Linked DNA regions of Homo sapiens: region 2 is linked to region 1. Evidence: read pairs that join two places in POLR2A ChIA-PET (ENCODE). Cell type or tissue: PC-9. All regions are shown on one strand. Links, peaks and the distances in the headings refer to the core of each region. The heading gives the core; the rest is flanking DNA.

Evidence for each region. ChIA-PET counts read pairs that join two places held together with the same protein. Peaks named below come from ENCODE experiments on the same cell type or tissue, not always from the same donor. Only the 100,000 strongest peaks of a DNase experiment are listed, where the experiment ranks them.
Region 2: POLR2A ChIA-PET joins it to region 1 with 13 read pairs; 2 of 35 experiments call an interaction of 5 or more read pairs at or near these places.

What each region holds. Positions count from the first base shown.
Region 1 is chr2:183,990-186,923 of GRCh38, reverse strand. The region is part of intron 1 of LOC105373324 (a long non-coding RNA gene); the gene reads left to right. Among named protein-coding and RNA genes, the nearest start is that of SH3YL1, 79 kb to the left of the region's middle. In PC-9, for the core only: no CTCF peak of the experiment used is centred there; a DNase peak (open chromatin) is centred at 1,573.
Region 2 is chr2:87,767-90,700 of GRCh38, reverse strand. No RefSeq gene overlaps it. Among named protein-coding and RNA genes, the nearest start is that of FAM110C, 43 kb to the right of the region's middle. In PC-9, for the core only: no CTCF peak of the experiment used is centred there; no DNase peak of the experiment used is centred there.

The DNA of each region.
Region 1 (2,934 bases), core at 130-2,629:
ACTAGTTTTGGCTAGTGCATATCCACCCAAACTGTTTTTATTATGTGAGCTTTATGTTACAAAAAGCAACCAGAACAAAAACTAATAATAATTTTAAATATTTATGATAGAGACACATCTCTATCAATGAATTATTTAACTGTAACATTAATCTCCCTTAGAATAGCCCACATTCAGGTTCACGGAGGAAGGGGAATACAAATCATACTCATCACAGTTTCTCTTTGTAACTGAGCCCAGGTTTCGCTGCTTGCCACTGAAAAACCAAGCTCAAGAGATGAGAGTTAATGGGAGGAAAAGCAGGTTTATTCAAAAGCTGGCAACCTGAGAACATTGTGAACTAGTGTTGCAGAGACCATCTTGAGTTTTTCAGGCTGGCTGGAGGGTTTTTATGGGAGGGGGATATGGAGAAGCTAAACACAGGGGTTGACTATGTATGTCAATATGTTTGGTCTCAGTGACTGTCTTGAGTGATGGCCATCTGGTGGTCTGGTGGGCGTCAGCCTGATTCCAACAGGAATACAGATTAACTGCTTAGAATTCTTCCCAGGACGGGATGTTCTGCAACCTTGATTCCATGCTTAGTTTTTCAAGGACAGTTCCTGGAGTTCTTTAGGCGAAGCACATGAGTTAAGCATTATCAAAAGCCCAGCATGGAAAGAAGGGTGAAAAAAAGAAAAAAGAGAATAATTTTTCAAGACAGAGTGGCAGTTTCTGCTACAAATTCCCTACTGTTGATTTTTAATTCAATTTCTATGGAAAATTGGTTGTCAATTACAATCTGGCTACTTCCTGCTGGATGGGGCTGTTGATTGGGAACTTGGGAATGAAACCATTTGACCTGGCTCTGAGCTGACTTTTTTTTTTAGTCTTTAGGAGGACCTGAATTCCCAATTGCAAAGGATGTAGGGACACATCTTAGGATGAGTGGTCTTTTTAGAAGCAGACTCATGAACAGAAACTAGTATAGTGCCTACAGTCTTAACATATTTGGCAATTGGTGAATTTCTTAAAGTTATCAGTTGGTTTTCCCAACAGTGCAGAAACGTGGAATGGCCTACCATATAACATTTTAAAGGGACCCAATTTCTTCCTATTTTGAGGATCTATTTTAATCTATAACAGGGCGACCAGCAACACCTTATCTCAAGTCAAATTGGCTTCTTGACAGATTTTGGTAATGCTTTTTTTTTTAGTATGGTTTATCTTTTAGTTTCTTTCTGTCAATTGTAGTCTCCAAGATGCCAATTTAAAGGCTGCAGGAAGAGGCAAGTCAAAGCTTTCCTGAACATTCCTGCAACCTTCACAGTCTTTTTAAAATCAGGGGCTAGATGAATATTAACTATAAACTATATGGCTCCTATATCAATAAGAAAGGCAATAAGTTAATTACCCACTGTCAGTTGTAATGGGGCTCCTGTGATACATGATGACAGGTTGGCTAAACATATGTTTTTAACGAGTTATAGGAGGAGCTATGAATATTCATGAAGGTGGTCCTGACTCATGTATTGAACAAGTCAGGTAACATATGACTCATGTTCACTTTTGGCATGGAGACTTCACATTTCAATGTACTATAATTAGGCTGTATGTGCTAAAAGGGATTTTCAGGACAAAGAGGCATGCAAGTACACAATCTGTAAACTGACCAGAACCAGTCTATGGTCAGTGGTCTATTATCAGGGGAAAGTTACTAAAATCAGCTCTTGTCCAATCAAAGTTTTAGTTACAGCTGGTAGAACAGGGTCTGGAAATCAGTAAATTAGCATCTGGTGGAGCTGCAAATTGTTTTAATACTGCTTATCTCAAGACAGGTTCTTGTTTAGCTGCTGAAGAAAAAGAAATATATAGTGGCAGTTTAGGGTGACTGTATTAGTCCATTCTCATGCTGCTAATAAAGACATACTTGAGACTGAGTAATTTATAAAAGAAAAAGGTTTAATTGACTCACAGTTTAGCATAGCTGGGGATGCCTCAGGAAACATACAATCATGGCAGAAGGAGAAGCAACACATCCTTCTTCATATGGTGGCAGGAAGGATAAGTGCTGAGCAAAGCAGGGAAAGTCCCTTATAAAACCATCAGATCTCATGAGAACTCTCTATCACAAGAACAGCATGGAAGAAACCACCCCCATCATGCAATTACACCTCCAGCAGGTCCCTCCCACAACATGTGGGGATTGTGGGAACTATAATAGAAGATAAGATTTGAGTGCAGACATAGCCAAACTGAATCAGTGACTTAATCCTTGCCTGGAATGGCCATAAGTCCCATTTACAATTTGGTATCTTATTACCACAAAGAGTTGTTTCTGTCAGTCTTATGATCTAATTTTAACATTAATGTTGTTCAGTTGTGTCTAAACCATAAAAGGAAGAGGATATAATGAGACATGTCTGACCTTTTGTCTCATCATGGCTGGGAACTAAGTTTTTAAGATTCCTTCTCTGGAGTTCTCTTGGCCAAGAGGGGGTTTATTCACTCAGTGAGGGGGCGCTTAGCATTTTGTTTTTTAGTTTGCATTTCCCCTTTTCTGTTAAGATATGCCAGAGGTAGTATAGATAGCCAAACTTTTATTTTGTCCCATGTTGATATGAGGGTGATATGCTACCTGCCCCAGGTCCATCAAGTCCCTCAGTGGGACCCCTTTGGCCAAGGGACTTAGAGTCAAAAGACTTATAGCCAATGAAACATTCTAGCCCAGATGAGAATAAAAAAAAAAAACTCTCAAATAGCTCAAAAAGAAAACAATAAGTTTTCATGCCTCTGGAAAAACAAAACATAAAGAATGGCAACATTTCAAATAAAAAAGGTCATAAGCTCTAGTTTTGAAAAAGACAGAAGAAAGCTCATAGGTAGCTAAACATTTAAACTATCTAGTATCAAGCATTCAGATAGAGGCAAAATTATTAAATGAGTCTTAATATC
Region 2 (2,934 bases), core at 284-2,783, 96 kb after region 1:
CTGCACCCACTGTCTAACTAGTCCCAGTGAGATGAGTTATGTACCTCAGTTGTAAATGCAGAAATCACCCGCCTTCTGCATTGATCTCGCCGGGGGCTACAGATCGGAGCTGTTCCTGTTCGGCCATCTTGGTAAGCCCTCTTTTGACCTTATGTTGTTAGATGCATACACATTAAGAACTTGCAAGTCTTCTTTGAGAATCATCATCATATAAAGGCACTCTTTATCCCTAGTAATTTTCCTTGCTCTGAAGTCTCCTTTGCCTGAAATTAGTATAACCACTCCAGCTTTCTTTTGGTTACTGTTAATATGACATATTTTTCATCATCTTTTTAAAATAATCTGTTTTTTCTGGCTTTCTGATAGGCAACATATAATTGTGTTTTTTAAAAAAATCCACTCTGATAGTCTCTCTCTTTTGACTGTATACATAGACCATTCATGTTAAATATACAGCTTTTAGGTTTACTTTGTTCTTCATTTTCTCCAATCATTAATTTCTCCTCTTGTCTTTATTAATATCTTCCTTTCACTTTCTTTTGATTTGTCTTCTGCTCTCTTTGTAGCTTTTTAACTTGATGAGTTAATATATTTTATTGATGTATTTATTGCTACAAAATTTCTTCTGATAACTTTCAGTTGATTCTACAGCTCTCAAATTTATAGAATGTTATTGTTACTTTCAAGAAACTATTCACTTCCTGTTTTTTAATAGCTTTTTTTGCCATATCCAGTGAATAGGCCTTTTAACACACTAATTTTGTTACTAATTTCTAGTTTTAGCACATTACTATCAGAGAATGCTAATATTTGCATTTGCCTTTTTAATTTATTGCGATGGTGTGTCCTGTACTAAATCAGTTTGCATAAGTGTTTCATTGTACTTGAGAGTATAGTTTACATCATCAGAGGTCTGAATTTAATATATATTTATAGAATCTACATTATTAATGATATTGATTGATCTTAATCTATCTTAGACCAAAAGAGGTTTAGTATGATATTTCTATAGTTGTTTTATTATGTTTCTATTTATCTGTGCATCTCTTGTATAATGAAAATCATTATTATTGAGTGGTAACGGAATAATTGTTACATTTTCATTTGAAAATTTCCTTCCTTTGACTCTTTTAATACTTTTTGGCCTAAATTCTACCTTGATAGATATCTAGATCTCAACCCCTCATTTCATTATGTTCATATTTTTTCTCTTTTCATTTAAAAACTGTCTGATTACCTTTATTTTAGATATGTTTCATATATTTATATTTTTAGAAAATTTGAAAATATTCTATTTTAATTATTTCTATCATTGATGTCATTGATATATTCGAATTCTTTTATTCCATATTCATATTTCATTTTATATAAATTTATGTGTATGTATATATGTATACATACATAAAGTGTATCATTATAAAGATACATATTGATATATAGTAAATGTTTGTGTATATTACACACATATTTAATCTTTCATTTGTGTTCTATTTAAATTTCTCTTTTATTAACATATTTTTATACATGGGAATATTTGAATTCCAACTTTACACTAATACCTCAGTACAATATTTCAGTTACCTCTTTTTGTGGGTAGATGCAGTCAATGGTTATCTATTTTGAGCTCTCTTGAAATTAGCTAGCAACAACTTCTCTTTGTCTCTCCCTCGGATACTATTTTGAAGTAATAGCCTTTAAATATCAACTAATAGAAGATAAATGACAAGGTTATTCTTATTCCCATGTGCTATTCTATTTCTTCCCTCAATTTTGATTCTCCCATTGTATCTACATTTTCATGGTATGAGGCCATTCCATGTGAAGCTGCTTTCTGATCTCCATTATTAGCCTTCATTCTACATGTGTTTATATATTCAGGGTCCACCAGCTGCTGTGCAATGTCAGAGCCAAATTTAGGGCATTGGGAGGTGAGTCGTAGTGAAGGAGGATTGTTTACTTACATGTGAATATTATAATATGTATATACATTAGGAATAATAGGAGTCTGCTTTCTCTCAATGAAAGGAATGATTTACAAAGTTAGAAGGGGAAAATGTCAGAATGAGTCCTGTGTTGTTGAATTTCAATTGAAGGTATCAGTGTGAACTCACAGTTTTCAAAACATATAGACATAGAAATAAATATAGGTGTGTGTGTGTGTGTGTGTGTGTGTGTGTGTGTGTGTCTTCCCCAGCTCTATACATGGAGAGGACCAGGGAGCAGCCACACCACCACAGCAGTGAGCACACCTATCACCACCACAGCACGGAGCACACCTAACACCCAGCTCTGGAGATGAGGTCTCACTCTTTGCCCAGGCTGGAGTGAAGTGATGCAAACACAGCTTCCTGCAGTCCCAGTCTCCTGGGTTCAAGCAATCCTCCCGCCTCAACCTCCACAGTAGCTGGGACCACAGGTGCACGCCACTGCACTCAGCTAATTTTTTTAGATTTGTCGTAGAGATAGGTTTTCATTGTGTTGCCCAGGCGGATCTCAAACTCCTGGATTCAAGCAATTCCCTTGCCTCTGCCTCCCAAAGTGGTGGGATTACAGGCTTGAGCCACTGCACCCAGCCCCAGCTCTTGGTTTCTAAATATCAACCTAGATTGAAAGTTACCAGAGCTCATTGAAGAAATTACTAACTTCAGGGCAGAGCCAGGGGAAAAAAATGAGCCTGAGATTCTTTATCATGCCAGAGAGCAAAGAATTATTCAAAAAATGATGGATACCCGTCAGAAAGATGTCAGAGGCAGATTAAAAGGTCTCCTACTGGCCAAACCTGGGGTAATTTGAGTTGAAAAATAAATAATGATGGTAACAGATTATAATCTATTGAATAAAGTAGGAAACCATGAATTCATATTTACGTAGATGACTAGAAAAATAAACTGAAAGATTTGATGAGTAATGAGATATTTATATATGTAAAGTATT